Linked DNA regions of Mus musculus: region 2 is linked to region 1. The links are chromatin loops, found by intact Hi-C in ENCODE. Cell type or tissue: gastrocnemius. All regions are shown on one strand. Links, peaks and the distances in the headings refer to the core of each region. The heading gives the core; the rest is flanking DNA.

Evidence for each region. A loop is a pair of places that touch in the nucleus more often than their neighbours do. Peaks named below come from ENCODE experiments on the same cell type or tissue, not always from the same donor. Only the 100,000 strongest peaks of a DNase experiment are listed, where the experiment ranks them.
Region 2: a loop joins it to region 1, with 3 times the contacts of the local background. A loop is called at or near these places in 3 of 42 quality-filtered maps.

What each region holds. Positions count from the first base shown.
Region 1 is chrX:169,879,300-169,890,401 of GRCm38, forward strand. Mid1 (midline 1) reads left to right here and starts at 320. Exons shown (of 10, transcript NM_001290505.1): 1 at 320-610. In gastrocnemius, for the core only: a CTCF peak has its summit at 4,745; no DNase peak of the experiment used is centred there; H3K4me3 peaks cover 1,644 bases; H3K27ac peaks cover 3,141 bases.
Region 2 is chrX:169,827,489-169,838,590 of GRCm38, forward strand. It overlaps a transcript of Mid1 not described here. Among named protein-coding and RNA genes, the nearest start is that of Mid1, 47 kb to the right of the region's middle. In gastrocnemius, for the core only: no CTCF peak of the experiment used is centred there; no DNase peak of the experiment used is centred there.

The DNA.
Region 1 (11,102 bases), core at 1,578-9,577:
GGTTTTCTCGCTGAAATCATTCTTCACCTTTAAAATGCTTTAATGCTTTTAAGGGGCTCTTAAAGTGCAAGGGTTTAAGGCCCGGAGCTAGTTAAGCTTTGAGCAGATGCAGTCTGTTAGACAAGAATAGAACTCATCCTTTACTTTGGGGAGCTCTGACACAACATCCAGCTGCTTCCAGTCATTTGACTCCTGAAAGCTGCCCTAATCCTGGTAAAGGCAGCCTCTCCTGCACCCAGGTCCACCCACTGCTCCTGATTGGCGAGGCTCTCCGCGACCGGAGCCCGCCGCCTACGACGTCCCTGTGAACTGATTTGAAATAAGAGCCAGGCGGTCCTCGCTAGCCTGCGCCCGACTTTTCATAGGCTGGAAAAGGAAAGGTTGAGAAACTTGACATTGTCTTGGGTAGAGAGCGTCTAGAAGCAGATCAAAGAATAAAAAGGGAGGGGGACGAAAAACGTGCTCTTTGCTGCCTGTGGATTCGACCGAGTTGCTTTTGTCTTGTGGGCTTTTCTGCCGGCTTTGGTGTCTGCGCTTGGAAGCCTGCGGGTGCGCTTCCGAGCAGCTTGCTCCCTGCCGGATGGGTCATGGAATTCTAAACATGAGGCAGGTAAGCTTGGGGGTTGTGATTGTAGCTGTGCTGGCGCCAGCCACAGAAGGAGGGCTTTAGCTTGGGGCCCCTGCGACCTGTTACTCCCAGAGCGGGCGGAGTGATCAAACGCAGCGTTCCAGCAGATCCATTAGGTGGAAGGAGGGGACTGCCTTCTCTTCCTAAGGCTACCTTAGAAAGCACATCACCTGCCGGCACCCCACTGCCTCGTCCTTACTACCTACCCGCGCCAGCTTTTGCTTCTAAGAGTGGTTGCTGATGTCAGGCAGTCTTTGTAAAAGGTTCAGAGCGGTTTGTGGAATATGCAAATCAATTCCAGTTTGCGGGCCTCTGGAATGTATTGTGCTGGATTCATCTCAAGCTTTTAGCCTCTACCCTATTATGCTTCAGGTTAGAATAAAGACAACTGCACAGTCTGACAAAGAAGCACGCTGGGACTCTTATCTTATTTTGCTTTCACGTTTTGAGCACTTTACTGTGTGTCCGAGGCTGAGAAGGCGAAAGCAGTCTGGATGGAACAAGCTGCACTTCCAGCGGAGGCAGGCGCGGGGAGGGGGGAGGGGGGTGTTACAGACTTTTTTAAAAACCGTTCTAGCACTTTAGGAGTTGTATTTTGTGTTGCTGCTGGACGTAAGAACACAGTCCCGGAAGTACTGAAGGGAGACCGGTCTTGAGTGTGTCTCTGTGAAGAATTCCAAGCCAGCAGCTTCTTCCGTCGCTCTAGGGCATAGGGATACAATTCCTTATCAACTTAGGTAGAAGTTTATGAGGTTTATAGCTTTGCCGTTGAGGAAAAAGAGAAAAGGAAAGACTGGATTACAAAGCCTAGAAGAGGGTGTAATTTACAACTCTATCACAGTTGGAAAAAAAAATCTTACGTCAATGTTTTATTGCCGAGATCGATACTCACAAGGGAAAGACAAAAGTAAAAGCCTTTCAGTGACTGGGAAGGACAGAGACTCCCGGGGAGGAATGCTAGTTACTCTTGCCAGAGCGGAGTAACTCCGGGTGGGAAACTGAGCATCTGTTTTGTCACCGGAAAACCTCTTCTCTTTTTTCTTCCAGTTGAGTTGGGTGTGCCCCACCCCAAAGTGTTCACTTTAGGCGAAAGTAAACCTTCCCATGAGTGGTTGGGCCAAGGGGTTTACGACTTTCCGTTTCACTGCCGCAGAGGTAAAGCAGAGGCCCTGCATGAAAGGTCAGGAGCAAAGGCCCTCACATTTCTTATTCGCTAACTTGCTCTTCTGGACGAGCTTGGGAAATTGCAGGAGTACAGAAAAAAGCACATGAAAGACTGTGTGTGTGCTTTCAGCAAATTGCATCTGCCTAGCTGGAGAGTGGTGCAGAGGCTGGCTTTCTCGAAGTTTTGCGATCTTATAGAGCAGCCTCATTCTTTGAATTTCTAGCAAGCACATGAGATAGACAAAAGGGGCAAGGAGGCTTGCTGGATAGGAGCAAGAAAGAGAATAGGTACACAATACTATTTTTCACAAAGGTCCTAAGCCGGAACAAAGAAGTTATTTGATGCTGTGTGAAGCCACCTGTCTTGTCCTCGGTGATGTGTGAACTCAATTTTTAGAATCTTTGTGCCCACACAGTTCCTCTGGAATGGGGTGACACTCCCTCTGTCTGATGCCTCAGGCAGGCTTGTCCAGAGCTTGGGATGATTTTTCCCATGTGGAACTGTGGCATTTGTATGAAGTTGGCAAACAGCCCAGTGTTGAAGTTTTAACTGTACAAGTAGGCATGTAGTAACTCCTTAGTTATTTAATGAATGACCATCTTTTCATCCCACATCTCTGGATACATATATAACATTGTTCTTTCGCCTATTGGGTAGTTGAAAAGAGGGAGGGACTGGGGGAGGAGATGCAAGAGTAGCGATCATTGTTCATACAAGAAACCAGGCATGAGATGGTAGCATTACTGCATGGGCGAGTCCCAGATTTGTTCTTGTTTCTCTTGTTGGGGGAGGGGAAGAGACCTTACCACTTCATTCAGGCAGAGGAATAACATCCACCAACCAATTTGTCATCTTAGGCCCAGCAGCCCCTGGCTGTATTTGCAGGGTTAGCTATCAAACCAACCCATGTGTCATCAGCTCAGCAATGAAACACAATCCTCTTGCTGGTAAGTGATCCGTCCCTAGGGCTGTGCAAATGCCGAACAGTGGGGTGGCAAGCCAGGACAGATCCCTACCACTAACTAGTTAGAAATTCTCCATAGCCCAAAACTCGCCAACACAATTAGAAGGCTACATGTTTGTGTGTAAGACTCAGAAAGTTTGGGCTCTTACCAGATTGTCAGCACACAAACAGTGCAGGTCAAAATTCTTATAAGGTAAATGAAACAAGCAAGCAAACAAACATAAACCTGACAAGTTCATCAGGAAGTCATTTTAAAGTGTGCCAACCTCTCTTGGCACTTTGATCAAAAAAAAAAAATGGAAAACTTTTCAGATTCTTCTTTGAGAAGGAATTTGCTGCGTTCCCAGGCAAAAGGAAAGGCATGGCCACCTGTTATAGAAGTCCAGCCAAAAACAACAGGTTTGCTTATGACATTCCCACAACTGCAAATATCCTCCCTAAATAGCAAGTCACATTAATTGTCCCACCACAGACTAAGAACAAATATTTCATTCTCAAGTTGGAAAAAAATAGAATCTCCAGATGAAATTCCCTACCAGGCATATTTTGGGATTTTAGAATCCCAATAACTTTAGAGAAATATACTAAGCAGCTGAGATGACTTTTCTTTTAGTCTCTTGGTCTCCCAGCTGCTATTTTGTTTTTTGTGAGGCTACGATGCTGCTGATGCAAGGAAGCTGTGATTGAGTTTGGTCAGCCCATTTTGCATTCTTTAGATTGGAGTTAAAATGCCCAAGGACATCTGGCTTACTAATGAAAGTCCTGGCAGTAATCTTTCCTCAGAGGATTAGAAAGTCCTTTACAAATATCATCTATTTATTCTCAACCACACCTCCATGGAGAGAATGAAGGGCAGCTTGATCCTCATCGAACAAATGGTGAAGTGAAGGCAAAGACAAAAGAAAAAAGAAAAAAAAGAAAAGATTAAAAATAATGAGAACAGCAAGTTAGAGGCTGGTCTCCTAGTCTGGAATTCACCCACCCAGAAAGACTACCTGTAAAATAAAACCAAAACCTCTCCATCAATGTTCCTTTCCTCTTGTTCTGTTACTAGCATACAATGTCTCGAGTATGCTGTGTAGCTTCATTTCTTTAGAAATGAAAGCCTTGAGAAGTTTAAAGGACAAGACCTTTCTGATTTCCTTTGTCCCAACATTAAGATCAGGCAGTTTTATGACACTTAATAGGAAGATGCTATAACTGGAATTTTAAATGTGTATCTGAGAAATGGGTCCCCTTTAACAGATGTTTTAAGTTTTTGTATACGCTTTTAGAGAGTTTGATGTCTTCAGCGTATGTTAAGATTTTATTTGTTTTTCTACTGCCTATCTTTCAGGAAATGTTACCATTGTAGGACTTGTCAACGAAAAGATATTTGTTGGTTGTTTCAAAGTAATTTTTGAGTTGGTTTTTCCTTAGTGTTCAGCGTGACTCATGTTCTGAGTTTGTCTGGCTGTGGACCGCATAGGCTTCAAACAAATCTGTTAATTGGTAGTTGTATGCTATCCGCAGACATTCCTGCAAAGTTTGAAGGCGAGCTGTGCCTGTGGATGCCTCCTGGCTTTGATCCCTTGTGTGGTAAATAGACATCCAAGGTAGTTATGGAAACCTAGGCTTACATTGTTGAGGGGGGTGGGGAAGTATTTGGTCAGAGAGTAATTTGTTTGATTAAGAAAAGATGGGCCAAATCAGGATATTTTTTGTCCACATGATTTGAGTATCCCAGTTGTTCCAAGTCAGTTAGAGTTCAATAGATAAGAAAAAAAATATGACTAACCACGTCAGAATATTTGTTAAAAGTAAGTTAAATTCTTCTTAATCAACTGTTTGCTACGCTCCCAGAGAAAATTGTAAGATGAAAGAGACGGCTAAAATATGTAAATGTTGTCAGTATCTCTGCTGTGCTTAGTCTGAGTGTTGTCAGTTTTAGAATTCCAGACTCTAAAAGAAATGCCAGGATCTGGCTGGAAGTGTGTATTTCACTTATCTACCTGCAGGGGTCAGATTTGAAGTTTCCTTGACGAACACCTAGGCCTTGGACACCACTGCAGGCATACCCAAGCAGGACCAGAGAGATTACTCTGCTTATAAGAGTGATTAGTTACCAATTCTTTAACCTTGTGACCGAATCTACTATGAAAACTAGTTCGCTCAAGGAAGAGGATATCAAATACACTTTGATTAAAGCAAGAGTGATAGAGTCAGGTCAAACTGGAGCCTAATCTGTGTGGATGTGGGGAAGTTTCTGAGGAAGAGTTTTGGTTTATTATCAGCCCCTTTCATCTGAAACCAAACTCATCTGACCGGTTTTGTTTTAGGTTCTTTACTGACTCTTGTTAACTGGCATGATGTAGACATTTCGTTTAACTAGAGGACACGCTGTTAGATGCTCATCAGAGTTAAAGATTTCTTTTTCCCTTAGATGAAGATATTCTTTGACATAACATTAAGATCTTTAAAGTCCTCCAGTAAGTGGTGTTAAGGAAGTAAAAAGTTGTGGTACCCAGACACACAAAAAAGAGGGAACTTTACTAAAAAGAAAATAATCAAAAACTAAAACCGTAAAAGTTTATCTCCTTTGTGCAAAAACAAAACAAAACTATATTAAAAAAAAAAAAAAACAGGTTCTGAGTTAAAAAGGCAAAAGCAGTAAGTGGTCCTGATTGTAGCATGTAAGTGACTGTTAAACATTCCATATTCAGTCAGCTATGTATGATAAATAAAATACCAAGGCTTCCCATCTCTTATCATTCAAAATTTACTGAGCACTTCCAGAATTAATCTACTTAGTTCATTTAGAAGAAACTACACAGTGAGTGATTTTTGTATTTCAGATGTCTTTTGGGTTCTCAACATAGTTTGATAGAATCCTTGACTTCAAAGTACTTCCAATCTAGTATATAGGTTTGATACCAGTAGTATAATATAGATTATTACATGAGAAGAATGGCTGTTTGCTTGTTCTTCCCTATATTTATTTGTAATGATGAAAATCCCTTTAAAAACTAATGATTGCCTAAAATTTACTGAACTTAATGGAGCTGAGAAATAATCTGTATTTGTGACATTTTATTTCCATGTTCACTTGTAGACACTCATGATTTCTTTGCTAAAATCAATTTATCAGAGAAAATACCTAATACAGAGTCCCAACTCTATAAATGCTTCATGTTCCATTTTATTGAGTATTCCAATATATTTTTATTTACTTTAAGTTTATTTTTAGCATATGAGAGTGTATGCTTTGTACTGTACTTTTATTTGTAGTTGATTTTTTTTTAGTAAGCACACAACATAATGGGTTTCACTGACATTTCATATGTATCATGTTTTTTGATCTTTAACTGATGCATGAAATATAAAAATTGTACATACTAATGAGATCCATGTGATATTTCAGTGCATCCATATCCTGTATAATTAAGTTAAAGGTATCTGTCTCTTCAAATTACCAACTCTTTATGGCAAAAACATTTTAAAATCCTTTTTTCTAACCCTTTGAGATATACAATTATACAAATATTATCTAGACTCACCAAACCTTTGACTCCTATATAAGTGTGTTCTTCAAGTTTCTTGTTTGAAACTAGAAATTTTTCAAGTGAGAAATGATGCCATGGACATTTTTTTAGGCCATGGACATTTTTTTATTATTTTTTTTAGTTTTTCCGAAACAGGGTTTCTCTGTGTAGCCCTGGCTGTCCTGGAACTCACTCTGTGGACCAGTCTGGCCTCGAACTCAGAAATCCACCTGCCTCTGCCTCCCGTGTACTGGGATTAAAGGCATGTACCACCACGATCTGTGCCACGGACATTTTGAAACACTATCTTTGAAGGGTTTGTGGGCATGGCTCAGCCAGAAAAATGTTTGCTTTGCAAACCTGAGCAAAGGAGCTTGATACCCAAGAACCACATCAAAATGCTAGGAATAGTAGTGCATTGTGTTCCCTGCAATAAGAAGGAGGAAACTAGGAGTCAGTATGGAACACTGGCATATCAGCCTAGCAGAATTAGTGAACTGCAAGCCAATAAAAGACAGTCTCAAAGGAAGAAGATGACAGTAAATATTGTAACATGTATATGAAGGTGCTCTATTTGTATATTGATGGCTACTGTAGCAGGGAGTTAATTTTCTTTAGAGTATGGCCACTGGGAGAGCTTATTTTCTAGTGCGTAGCCCCTGATCCAGGTGCACATGGGTAGCACTAAAAGAACACATCAAGATTAATTTTATTTTACAAAGGACATGAAGTTGGGAAGGGACCTTTTTGGGTGGGGTCTTGAGGAAGTTGAAGGGGAAATAAGAATATGGGTATGCTTAAAATTTTATTATATATATATGTGTGTGTATACATATATATACATATATGCATATATATATATCAAAGGATAAATAAAAACATTATTTTAAAAGGCAGCTGGATAGTATTCCTGAGGAATATCATGTGCATACTCCATGCTCATGAACACACACACACACACACACACACTACTCATTATTTTGAAAGCTATTCAATCTGATTAATTTGAGATCAAGTTCCGAGTTTTACGAACATGCTACTATTCTATAAAGGATGGAAATACAAAACAATTACCATACTTGTTGATACCAGAACAGTTTTAGCAATATTTGAAATAGAAAAAGTTTACACTAGTTTTTTTTTCCTTTCTCTCTCACTTCTGATATTCTGGTCCCTCCAAGGTATCTCCCCACCTGACCTAATTTAACATGCAGTGAATCCATATTTGCCTATCTGTTATCCTTTTCTTGCCTCCCCTTCCCTGTACACATACCACATCTCTATTTCTTTAGGACAGTGGTCTTCAGGGCAGGTTGGGAGAGAATTCATATAGATAAGATAAAACTGTCATAGCCTTTTAATCCTTAGAATGAATCTTTAATTGGGGAAATTCAAACAGTGAAGAATTTCAAACAGTGGAGCCCAGAGCTACAAAACACATGACTTCCCTGTCAGGAGACAATATTTAGGGGCCAGGTCATGTCTTGACAGACAGGATTTGCTAGCATGCTTGCCTTATATTTCAGATCTATTCACTAGACCTTTCTCAGCATCCTCTCTGAACTTGTGGATTCAGAAGAGCCTTTATGCATGACAGCCAGAGAACCACAGAGGAGTAACAAAGAAACAATGATGCTATGTGTGTGTTCGGGTTGTTTATGAGGACTTTCTTTGTATGCTATTTGGATTAAAATAAACAGGAGGAAATGGCTGTGGCCCTTATATACATTCATATTTGGGATAGTCTATTTCCAGTTAATTATAGCTCTGGCTATCTTGAAATTGAGTTACTTTAGAGCAAGAATCACATCTAAGGTATCCTTGAATTCTCAGATCCAAATACAGGTGTTGAAACACAGAGAGAGTTATTAAGTGTTTTATGGAAACATGAGAGGTAAACCTTAGTAGAAAGATGGGAAATATAAAGATCAGAGTGGCCCTGAAGAAGAAAGAATGTTTGAGTGGTCAGTGGTATGGTAAAGAGTAATTGATGAGTATCAAAAAAACTTAAAGTATTTTGTGGTTGCTTAACCATTCAGTTATATTCTGCCAAAGACCCAACACAGAACATACCAAGCAGCTTATCTTGATGGTAGAAATAATTCTGGTGTGGGAATTGCCCCTAACTGATCAAAGCCTAAATTGCAAGATAGGATCTGTAAAGCTTGTTCTCACTGAGGCTAACTTGAAGTTTTAGATCATAGCCAAATGTATAGTTAGTTTATTTTGCCAGGTAAATATCAAGTCATATTTATTTAGCAACAAAAGGAATATTTCCACATTCCTTTCTTCCTCTCCTCTCCCTCTCCTCTCCTCTCCTCTCCTCTCCTCTCCTCTCCTCTCCTCTCCTCTCCTCTCCTCTCCCCTCCCCTCCCCTCCCCTCCCCTCCCCTCCCCTCCCCTCCCCTCCCCTCCCCTCCCTCTCCCTCTCCCTCTCCCTCTCCCTCTCCCTTTTCCTTCCTTCCTTCCTTCCTTCCTTCCTTTCCCTTCTTTTTCTTTCTTTTGTTTCTTTCCTTATTGGAGGGGGATGGGACTGGGGTCAAAGTCTCTCTAAATGACCTTGGCTATCCAAAAATATACTATGTAGACCAGGCTGCCCTCATATAATCACAGAGATCCACCTGCCTCTGCCTTCTGAGTGCTGGGATTTTAGATGTGTGCCACCATGCCTGCCTTAGAGGGTATCCTTTTAAAGACCAAGTCTTTTCACTGTGTACAGGTTGAGCTTACATTCAGTAGAGTGACATTCAAGACAAAGAGATTTTACTACTTCTCAGTGTGATGCACTGTCTGAAAGTTCTGGTTAAAATTGTGGAAATGAAATTTCACATCCATTTGGTGATTTATAGAGACAACAACACTTCCACATTTCCACAGTACACTTAGTAGACTCTGTTTCCTATCACATGTCAAATTTTAGAGTGCTGCTACAGTGGAATGTATTTTCCAGATTATCTTTTTGAGTAGGAAGAAAAAAAAGTGGACAAATGAGATTTTCTTTTTCTGACTTAGTATTAGGTAGATAAGCCACCAGATAAAGCAATAGAGAGATAGAAGTAATAGAATTTTGTATATATTTTTTAAAACATATCTTTAAAAAAAAGAGATTTATTTATTTCTGTATGTGAGTACAGTGCAGCTGTCTTCAGACATACCAGAAGAGGGCATCAGATCTCATTACAGATGGTTGTGAGCCACCATGTGGTTGCTGGGAATTGAACTCAGGACCTCTAGAAGAACAGTCAGTACTCTATACACTGAACCATCTGTCCAGCCCAAAATTTGTATATTTATATAAGATCTAGTATATAGGAAATACATTAGGGATTCAAACAGAAAGTTCTAGTTAGGTGATGGTAAGTGGGGCATACTTGTAGTTTTGGCAGTCAAGGGGCTGAGCTATGGAGACCAAGTGCTTAAAGGAAGCCTTGGCTTCATAGGGAGACTCCATTTTTTTTAAATAGGTAAGAAAAATAAATTGCTAGTTAAAAGTTTGGTCTTTTAGGTTAAAAAAAAAACAAAACCAATAATTTTGTTTTCCAGGTATTTAACAACATTACTGTGTCTTGCCTGGAGCTCACTATTCCTTTGCCTCAGCCAGAAAGTGTCAGGGTTACAGGTGTGTACCGTAACACCAGGGTTTATAGGTTGAAAGTTTAGCATATGGACCAGAATGGCTCACATCTGGAAACCCAGCAGTTAGGGGTCATGGCAGAAGAATTGTTACAAGCTTGTTGTCACCCTGGGATTTACAGTGTGTTCAAGAGAAACTTGGCTGACAGAGTTAACAGCGTATCGCACCAGCACCATCACTGTGCCAGCACTAGCTTCAGTGACACAATTTAGCCCAAGAAGCACTTTAGTCATACCTAGGAGGAAGTTAGTTTTCACCTAGAACTTGAACATTATGCTCTCCAATTTTGTTCTTTTTTATTGTCCATTCCACATGCCTTTGTCATAAGGTATAATTTGGCTGCTTTCAGAGCCCATGCTATTATTTCATGTGTTGTAGATTTTGGGACAATTAGAATGGGTTGTTGGTTGTGAATAGTCAGAAAAGAATGTATAATCTTGAGACAAAATCCCTCCTTTACTAGTTGGGAAGAAGAGGATCAGTGGGAATGGGAGGGAGACAAGAGAGGAGAATGGAGGAATATGGCTAAAATCCGTTATATATGTCCCAATGGAGAAAATTGTATGAAAACACACCAATGAACCCCACTATTATGAACAATTAATATGCTATTACAAAATGTTAAGAAAGCAGTTTTTTTGGAGATCCACATAGTTAAGGTGGGCTTGTATATCACAACTGTAATCATGGAACTTAGAAGGATTGGGCTGGAGGGTTGCTACAAGTTCAAAGCCTGATCATGCTATATTGCCTATCCAGGTCAACCTAGCCTAAAGAGTGAGACATCTCAAACAAACAAACAAACAAACAAACCTGAGTGGTCAAATGGTCTTTTAGTTGGTGTTTGTGTCACTATTGTGTATATCTTCTACACTCTGATTTTAAATATAAAAAAATGCCTGATGTTAACAACTGGAGGGACTATGTTTGTTTAGATGAAATGTTTATGATATAAGAGGATTTTTTTCATGATTTAATCAGCTGTGCTTTTCAGGAAAATGATGCGGAACAAATAGAAAGAGGATGAAAAGTATGAGTTCATTTAAGGCATGTATGAAGGAAAAGTAAACATTAAATGGATGCTATTTGGTGTGTCATTCAGTCGAGATTTATTTCTGTGGTCAGTGCTTAAAGTAAATTTTCCATGAAATTAATGCTACTGCTCTTTCTGTCTGGGTGAAAAAGGTAAAA
Region 2 (11,102 bases), core at 1,232-9,231, 52 kb before region 1:
TCTTTAATATTTTAAAGGCCTGTTTTTAAAAAAATACTTTTTATAAAAATTAATATTCCTGAGTATGTTTGGTGATAAATTTATACTTATGTGTTGGATATCCTACTTCCCTTGCTCTTTTCAGTTCATTTCCAGGTTGAGGATGCGTTAAAAACATGTAGTCATAATACATTACCAAGGACTCTTTTTGGTCCAGCCCAATATAGGCAGATCCTAGCTGGTTGCTCCATAACTCCTTGGAACTCTTTCTCTTCAGGAAGGAAACATGGAGCTATAAAATTCAGAGGAAGTTTGAAGCTGAGGCGTTCCCTGGGAGACAGCAGAGCTTCTGGCAGCCACAGAAGGGAGCCAAGGCTCACCTGCATGCCTGTCGCCTGTCTTAGCCTGGCATATTCCCGCACTTGCTCTTGCTGTGTGCTCTGCTCACAAAGGGGTGCAAAGGGGTTCGAGGACTCAGAGGACTGGCCTGGCACAAATCAGGAGCAAGAACCCTCCTCTTTCCCTCGAGAGGGCCGCTACTGCAGAAGTCATCTGGTGTGTGTGCAGCTTCTTCTTGTGAGAGGATTAGAGAATTAGAAGAGGGCTTTGTGAGAAAAATCCTGGGAGAGGTCGCTGGGATGAAAGCAAACAGGGAAGGACGATTTCAGCTCTGCTAGCCCCCCCACCCCCAGTCAAGTGGCCGAGTTGCTTGGCCTCCAGCAACTAGGGATTTTCTTCCATCAACATTGGAGACACTGGTAAGGCATTTTTTTTCTACTACACTAGGAAGCTATTGCATACGGTTGTCCTTTGAAGTGCAGTGCGGGATGGGGGTTGGGGGGTGGGGTCCTAAGGAAGGAAGTTGGTTAGTGATTCTGGGGACATCCTGCATTGTCTCTGCCTAGTGTATGAGAAAGTCGCTGTTCACTGCACAAAGGGCTTGTGGCCAGAGAACAATTTCACTTCTCCCAAACTTGATTAGCATCACTTTTGAGTAATGGACTGAAACAAAATGGGTGCACATGAAATCACTAAGGCCTATACTGGAATTCACTTATCGGCAAGATAATCACATCTTAAAACCTTTTTATCTAAATTTGAACAGTTTGGGAGTATAACACTATGGGAATTGGTGGTGGTGAAGGAATCAGACCTTTTGAGAAAATTCTCAATTATTTATGTTCCTAGGAAAATGTATTTTACCCTTGTGTGTTTTGTTGCATTTGTAACTAGAGCTATGTGGGCCAGAATGGTGACTAGTAACCCAAGTACTGCCGAGAGTAAGTTCCAGACAGAATAAGAACAGGATACAACATTCCCAGAAAAAAGTGGGGCAAATGGAATTTGGCCTTTCTGTGCAGAACATCCTATTTTATAATTATTACACATAGATTTGTATTCCCTGGAAAGAAGAAATGAGCAACCTGCCATTACATTCAGAGGGGGAGGTAGCACACCCCCTCAACATTTTCCAAGATTCTGCTGCGCATACAGCCTAATTTGACAACTGATGTTATTCCTTGATTACACTGTTATTTTTTGGAGTTGATTTTGTTGTTTGTATAAAGATGCAAATATACATTATTTATACTACATGTAAATACAGTTTTAATGTATGGATACACATATCTCCTTTTAGTTCCTCCTGAGATACTTGAATGTAAAGAGTTCAAAAATACAGTTATTTTATTTGAGCCAAAGTGTTCCACAAGCAATATACTGAGGAGTATATTGAGAGTTTGAAGGTGTGTACAGAGAAGAAAGCAGCAGACAATCAGTTAGCCTAGAAGCCTCTCCTAGTAGCTACAACCAAATTCCTAAAATCTCTGTTCACCCCTCCCCCCACCTTAAGGAAGGACAGCATAAACATTTTTGTTGTTGATTCTTTGAAAAAATTTAGCTGCTCCCTAATATAAGAGGCTTACTGAATTTCTTCCTGCTTACTAAAACCTTTGCTTTATGAAATGTTCTGGTGTTCAATATTTCTTTATAAACTTAGTGTGTGGGTGTGTGTGTGTCTGTGTGTCTGTGTGTGTGTTTGTAATGCAGTTAATTATCATTCTAGTTGATTCTGCTTGCTTGGAAATACTGATCAAGTATAACGATCCCTCTACTAACTATGTAGGTCCATAACTTTGTCTTCAGTTAGAAACTAGGTCCATAGGATTTTTTTCCTAATTAAATTGCAGTATTAAGATGGCCTGATTATTTTCAAAATTGACTATACATGTCACTTTTAAGTAACATTCAGGGTTTTAAAATATATAAATCTAAATAAATTTCTCTACACCCATATTAATGGGAACATTTAAAAATATGGTCTCTCTAAAATGAGCTAATGATTTGCCAAAAGTAATTCAATTTCCTTTCACTTACAGAGGTTTTCCCTCTTCTAACAACTGAAAACACTAGTTCAACCGAATAGTTTTCTCTTCCACCTTTAGGAGTTGCTTAGAGAGTGCTGGCAGTTAAGTGGGGGAGGGGCTGGGGCGTGAGATAACAGTAAATCAATTTATCTGTGGACTGTGAGGATGCCTCTGAGCTTTGCAGGTTTTGATCAATGTCATTCACTATTCTCTGCTTATTCCACTTTGAAAGACTATTTACTTTCATCATATTTGAGACTGAGAGCATGGAGTTTATTAGAATTGATTTTCTTTCCAGGTTGATATTTTAAAATACTTTGGCTGGTCATTTTTCACTACCACCTTCTGAGATTCTCATTCATCTGGCATATATTATTGAGTGTCTGTCGTCACCAAGGCAACCCGTATTTGCTGTGAAACATGAAGACATTGTTTTGGTGGAGCTTGCTGCAGAGGTAGCCAAGGCCAGGGGCAGAAAGACCATCTCTCGATGTTCAAATGATTGTTTGCCCACTCACGTGTCTCAATTGCAAATGTGTTTTCAGTAATAACAGAAAACACTAATTCTTCTGAATTACTTATATATTAAACTATAATACTGGCTACTTTGAACCTAGAAGTGAAGCTAATCAATAATCTTCTCACATAGCCTGGGACACTCTGTGTGTTGTTCTCATTGATGGACATTTAAATATTTTTTTTAAAAAAGATTTCTTCTGAATTAATCTGACCATTGCATAAGTTGGGGAAGCAAAGACCAAATATTTTGTAAGAATAATCTTTACACCCTATAAATTATTATTCTTTCCCATTTTCTTTGCAATATCATGTTTTGTGTTAGATGACTTCTTTAAAATGTTAGAAAATATCTCAAGAATATGAGATTTATGATTATACTTACAAGAAAATGGGAATTGTGATGGGTAAATACATAAACTTTCTTGGATCTACCATGTACCAGACATTTCACCAAATCCTTTACAAATATGTTACCACCTACTTGGCTCAACAACACTGAAAACTGGATGCAATGCCCATTTTAAAGATGAGGGAACTTAGTCCCTGAAAGCTTAGGAATGGAGTAGACTGTGCCATGTGAATACTGAGGCAGCAGGTAAGGATTCATCACCTCTTCCATCAATGCCCTTTTGAGTCCATTTCTCTGTTGCTCTTACCACTCAGCTTAGCTTATTTGCTTGCTGCCTTGAAATTCTCTGTAAGCAGATATATTTAACTATGGACAAGGGAGTCCCTATACATAACCTTGCATAAGAAAGTGCTTTGTTGCTAAGTGTGATGATTCATAGAGCAAACTCAGGAAACTGAGGAAGTAAAATTGGCCCAAGTTTGAGGCTTACAGAATGAGTTTGTCAATTCACTCCGAGCAAAAGAGTAAGAATCTGTCCTTAAAAATAATGAAAAACAAAAAACAAAAAACAACCCTGCTTTTGAAGTTTCAAGGAAGAAACAGTATAGTTTTTTTTAATTTCTTTTTTCTTTCTTTGTATATTTTGTTAATATACATTTCAAATGTTATCCCCTTTCCTGTCCCCCCAAAACCCCTATCCAATCCCCCCTGCTTCTATGAAGGTGTTACCCCAACCACCCACCCACTCCTACCTCTCCACCCTGGCATTCCCCTACAGTGGGTATTGAGCCATCACAGGACCAAGGGCCTCTCCTCTCTTTGATGCCCGACAAGGCCATCCTCTGCTACATATGCAGCTGGAGCCATGGGTCCCTCCATGTGTACTCTTTGGTTGGTGGTTTAGTCCCAGGGAGTTCTGTGGGCCAGGGGGTGGGGGTCTGGTTGGTTGGTTTTGTTGTTCATCCTGTGGGGTTGCAAACCCCTTCAGCTCCTTATAGATTTTAAAGAATCAATATATTAGACTGGCATGTAAAAATGAGAGGTTGGCTTGGCTTTCTATTCTGTGTACCTGGGATTGAGTTAGGTAACTGGTAAATGGCACCAGTCCACATAGACACTGGAATACATATATGTATACTTTGTCTTAAGCCAGCCTCGCTTTCTTCTGCATCCACTGCTCCCATTGAAGTTACTATTTCTAAAAACCAAAATGATTAATAAATGAAAAATGATTAATAAATATTCTGATAATCTGTTATATTCATAGTACTGTTATTAGTTTATTTCCACATCCTTACCAATTGCTTTGTATATCAACATATTAGCAAAAATATACCAAAAAGTAAAAAAAAACATAAATTTATTGTATTCCTGACATTCTAAAGCTCCCACTAGGAGTAAAGTTGAAGCACTGTCCTAGTAGTGTTCCTTCTGGAGATGCTAAATTAGAATTTAGTTTATTTTCTCTGCCTCTGAATGTCACCATCATTCCTTGTTTTCTGGTTCTTCATCTCTTAGGGGTTTGTTCCATCAAATTATTTTTCCTCATTCTTCATCCTCCTTCCTTCTATTATAAAAACTTATTGCATCAAGACTACCAGACAGATAAAATAAAGTATCGCATTTTGACACCAAAGATTCAGACATTTAAGTGCACCTATCTTTGTGAGCTACATTACTTTCAATGCCATGCATTTTAAATGTAGGTAGGGAAACATTGCAAGCAGTGAAAGTGCCATGGTACTTTCACTAATATGGTAATATTAGAAAGTTCAGTGACAGACTTTTGTAGATGGAGGCCAGCTAAAATGGAGTATAGGAGAAAGGTTAAGAGTGTAATGGCTTCTCAGATTCTGCTGAGAAGATAAAGACTTTGAGAGGCATGGCAGATAATGCTTTGACAGAAAATATTATAGTACAAAATATTTCAGGTGAATAATTGGGTGGGACAGAAAATGAGTGACTCTAAGAAGTTATATGTATGCTGCCATAAGAGCTGGTGCTATCGCACTATCTAGAAAGTGTTTCTCTCTTGTGACTCAAAATCCATCTGTGAAGACACTGTTACAATTAGTAAGAACACATTTATGCAATGTATTGCTTTATTCCAAGTATAATGCAATGAATCTCCATACCAATCCTTTTAGATAGGTACCTCTGTTGTTGCCGTCTTCGTATTTTCAGTTTAAAAAATAGATTTGTCCTAAGTTTCAAATTTTGCAAAGGGAAAGATGTGAAGGCACATATTCTTGCTCCAGGGCCAAGTTTCAGTTCATATTCCTGACAGCTTTATGTTATGTGTTTCCTACGAGAATTATTACTACATTTCCAAGGTGCAGACAGAAGAAAGGTGGTTATCCCTATCATGATGAGTTGAAATTTGTTTGTTTCCTTTTCTTGTGAAGAATTCCTGTGGAGTCCTGGCCATCAGGAGGGCATGGTTCACAGTGAAATGTTAACAGTTGTATGGACAAGTAAGACTGAACTACAGGGAAGACTAGAAATTTTCTATACTGCATGCTCTCTAAAAATTGATATCAGCACCAAGAAACTTTTGCTCTCCTGAAAAATAGACTACTGAAAATTAAATGGCTCCAAGACTTCCTGGGTAAATCTGAAGTTAACGAGTACTCGCTTTATATAGGAAAGTGGGCAGAGCCATGGAAGTGAAGCGGATGGATGCATGGACATTTTCTCCAATCATCAAATGACATAATGTGTTATGTACGCTCCAAGCATTCTCCTTACAAATGCTTTCACGATGCTGAGAGGCTATAGCGAAGTATGAACCCCAAAGTTTTCACTCTGCTATGTGTGTACCTCAGGAGTCTTAGGATGATTTTTAATGTACTGCATTCTGACTTGATCTTTATTATCCTTATTATTGATTGGCTGTGAAGATCGGCACTCACTCCATGTAGGTGGTCTTTAGAAAATAATTCTTGCCAAGAAAAAATGAGTACAAACTTCTACATTTTTATCTTTGTCAAACTATTCTATAATCACCATAGAAACTTTAACATTAAATTATGAAACATTTGTCTGTGGAAATCTATAAAAATTCCTACAATGATCACTAAGGGGAAAAAATCCTCCTCCCCAAGAGATACTACTGAAAATGATATGGAGGTTTTTTGTTCTTTGTTTTTTGTTGTTGTTGTTGTTGTTCTTTATCATTAGGTTACCAGTAATATGAGTTCATGCCAATTTAATGTGTTTTGTACTTTTGTAACAGAAAGATTTAGGTTGGATTAACCTTTTGACTTTCTGTGTACTTAATACACAATTGTATGATATCTGCTACTATTGTACTCACATTTGATTGTTGCTGGTTGTTTCCATTAAGAAAGCTCTTCTATGCAATGAAAGGAGAAGAGTCTTATGGAATAGCTCAGCCATATTTGAACTCATTGTTTCTGACACCCCTTGACTCAAAAACCTGGCTCCCATGCCCTACTTAGCCATTGTGGAAAGACTCTGTGATCTTTCTCTTTCTCTTTTTGTTTTTTTTTGTTTGTTTGTTTGTTTTTCGAAACAGGGTTTCTCTGTGTAGCCCTGGCTGTCCTGGAACTCACTTTGTAGACCAGGCTGGCCTCGAACTCACAAACCCACTTGCCTCTGCCCCCCAAGTGCTAGGATTAAAGGCATGCACCACCATGCCCGACTGTGATCTTTCTTATTTGGAACAGCATACCTGGGAATTTTGTCTATATCCTCATGACAAAAGGTGTTCATATTTTGGTATAACTATCTCTGTGCCATTAAAACCAATATTATTATTTATCAAGATAGTCTTCTGCTTGATTTAATGATAAAATGTCAAAATCCATTTGTTCAACATTACTCTCTGAAATTGTAATTTGCCTCTGAGTGAGAATTTCCAAAAGTGAAGTCTACCCAGTGCCTTGTTAGTCAACCTTGAGATGCTCACATTCAAGATAATACTTCTTCAGGCTTGGCCCTATTTACCTACGTATGAGTAGACCACTTCAAAGAAATGTTAAACTTGTCCAAAAGTCATGCCAAGAAAGGGACAGAGTTGAATTGGTCACATCAAAGTATCTGACCTCCAACCTGTTCATTGCTTAGAGGAGAGCATTATTGGTTAGTTTTAAATAATGTATACTTAAAGATTGGTGCCTCTGGACATGGGCAAATAGCATTGGAAATAAGGCTTTGGGGTAATGTATTGTTTGATGTCATCATTCAACCCTAAATCCATCAAAGTTTAAGATTACTGACAAATACAAGATTGCCCACTGATATCTTTTCCTGTGCCATATAACAAAACAAATAGTCTAAAATATCTTGTAATAAAGAAAAAACACTTCTTTGTTAATTATATGAACTTTCCCTTAATGTCAATACTTGAAGTTGAGAATTGAGTAGCAGATTGGTAGATGGTAGGGAAAGTTTATTCAGATGTATGTGTACACTATTATAGAATGAGACGACTACTGGATTAGCTTACATTTTTGAAGAATAATGAAAGAAGAAATTCCACTGTTGAAACCTAAATAAATATAGTTACCAATATACTAATAACATCTGCAAAAAAATAGCATGAGTTCTCAAATAAAATTTACTTGATGAAATGAATTTCTAATACAAAGTTTAAATATCCCTTGTACTGAAATCCCACTGCACTGTTCTTTCCTAAATTTCCACATTGCAAGTATCAAATAATAGTAGCTTTGTGGATAATTTGTGTTAGGGTGTTCAAAAAAAAAAAAAAACCTATGTTCAATATACATGTGTAACTCCAAATACATCAAGGCATGGAAATACTGAGAACATGAGTTTTCCCTCTGAATTTCACTTGTTGATATCTGTGCCATATAACAAAAGCAAAAGCCGGGCATGTTGGCACACACCTTTAATCCCAGGCCTCAGGAGGCAGAGGCAGGCAGATTTCTGAGTTCGAGGCCAGCCTGGTCTACAGAGTGAGTTCCAGGACAGCCAGGGCTACACAGAGAAGCCCTGTCTCAAAAAAAAAAAAAAAAAAAAAAAAAAAAAAAAAAAAAACCAAAAAAACCAAACAAACAAAATAACAAAAACAAAAAACAAAAAAACAAAAAACAAAAACAAGCAAATAATCTAAGATGTCTCATAACAAAACTATCTTTTTTAATTTCATGAAAATTTCAAAAAAAAAAAAACCCATGGAAACTGGAATAGAATTGGGACATAATAAGCATTTAATCACACATTCCTAATTTAAACAAGCATACACATGTAGATTTGTGTACTAAATATAGGCAGAACATCTAAAAATTCTGATACATATTAGGAATAAATAAATATAAATATAATGTACACTCTGGTAAAGATTTATTGCTGATTTATATCTTCCAATGATGTAATAGCAACATAGGCAGATAATAAGCAGCAGTTACAAGGCTGTTTAAAATTCTGTTTGTCAGAGACACTGAAACTTATAGAGGAGAAAGTGGGGAAAAGCCTTGAAGATATGGGCACAGGGGAAAAATTCCTGAACAGAACAGCAATGGCTTGTGCTGTAAGATCGAGAATCGACAAATGGGACCTAATGAAACTCCAAAGTTTCTGCAAGGCAAAAGACACCGTCAATAAGACAAAAAGACCACCAACAGATTGGGAAAGGATCTTTACCTATCCTAAATCAGATAGGGGACTAATATCCAACATATATAAAGAACTCAAGAAGGTGGACTTCAGAAAATCAAATAACCCCATTAAAAAATGGGGCTCAGAACTGAACAAAGAATTCTCACCTGAGGAATACAGAATGGCAGAGAAGCACCTGAAAAAATGTTCAACATCCTTAATCATCAGGGAAATGCAAATCAAAACAACCCTGAGATTCCACCTCACACCAGTCAGAATGGCTAAGATCAAAAATTCAGGTGACAGCAGATGCTGGCGAGGATGTGGAGAAAGAGGAACACTCCTCCATTGTTGGTGGGATTGCAGGCTTGTACAACCACTCTGGAAATCAGTCTGGCGGTTCCTCAGAAAACTGGACATAGTACTACCGGAGGATCCAGCAATACCTCTCCTGGGCATATATCCAGATGATGCCCCAACAGGTAAGAAGGACACATGCTCCACTATGTTCATAGCAGCCTTATTTATAATAGCCAGAAGCTGGAAAGAACCTAGATGCCCCTCAACAGAGGAATGGATACAGAAAATGTGGTACATCTACACAATGGAGTACTACTCAGCTATTAAAAAGAATGAATTTATGAAATTCCTAGCCAAATGGATGGACCTGGAGGGCATCATCCTGAGTGAGGTAACACATTCACAAAGAAACTCACACAATATGTATTCACTGATAAGTGGATATTAGCCCCAAACCTAGGATACCCAAGATATAAGATATAATTTGCTAAACACATGAAACTCAAGGAGAATGAAGACTGAAGTGTGGACACTATGCCCCTCCTTAGATTTGGGAACAAAACACCCATGGAAGGAGTTACAGAGACGGAGTTTGGAGCTGAGATGAAAGGATGGACCATGTAGAGACTGCCATAGCCAGGGATCCACCCCATAATCAGCATCCAAACGCTGACACCATTGCATACACTAGCAAGATTTTATTGAAAGGACGCAGATGTAGCTGTCTCTTGTGAGACTATGCCGGGGCCCAGCAAACACAGAAGTGGATGCTCACAGTCAGCTAATGGATGGATCATAGGGCTCCCAATGGAGGAGCTAGAGAAAGTAGCCAAGGAGCTAAAGGGATCTGCAACCCTATAGGTGGAACAACATTATGAGCTAACCAGTACCCCGGAGCTCTTGACTCTAGCTGCATATATATCAAAAGATGGCCTAGTCGGCCATCACTGGAAAGAGAGGCCCATTGGACTTGCAAACTTTATATGCCCCAGTACAGGGGAATACCAGGGCCAAAAAGGGGGAGTGGGTGGGCAGGGGAGTGGGGGTGGGTGGATATGGGGGACTTTTGGTATAGCATTGGAAATGTAAATGAGTTAAATACCTAATAAAAAATGGAAAAAAAAATAAAATTCTGTTTGTACCTCTTCATAAACTTTTTGAAAAGGTGTGGCCACACGATGATGTAATAAATAGTTACAGAGCACTTTCTATCCCAGCATATCCATTCATTGGATTCTGGAAGTCAACTTGCTTTTCTCTAAAACTACGTGAAATATGCACTCTAGCTTTGAGATTGGACTAACAACTTTCTAATTTATAAATGTCATGATTTCTACATTGTGGAATAACTTCAGTGAAGAAAACCTTATTTTAGTGGCTTAATTTCCTCTGAATATTGTCAGCCTGCTGTCTTTAATTCCATTTGAATGCATGTTACCAGAGGAGTCCCTCTGAGTTCCTGGTGGCTCTGTTATTCTTCGTGGAGCAGTCCCAGTTCTTTTAGTGATAGAACTAAAAGCCCACAAGATGCTGTGTATCACCAATGAAACAATTAGTCTTTCAGATGCTCAGGGAAAATTTCTTAAGCAGTGAATTAAGCAGTCTGATTCTGGTCCCCGTTCACAAATGCCAGCTCTCCGAAAGGTCTCCCTCTACCCACTGCTGTTTCTGGTCTTATTATTAAAGCTGTAAAATTTCATAAACCTTTAGTAAAACATTATGAAATCTCTTTTTCTTCATTACAACTGGTATTTTTGCAGACATGTATTTCCATAATTAAACATCCTAAAATACAAATCCCATTATTATTTGTTATGTCTAGTCAGTAATTAGACCTCAGCTGGTAGGGCAATTTCGGAACAGAGTCTACCAATTTACATACTAATCCAGCAGAGTCTGCTGGGACATGATTAGCATCGATTCAGTCAACATCTTAATTAGCCTTCATCCCAGCATGCACTGTGAGGTGCCTTACCCCTCCCCCACCCAATGGGTCTTGTTTA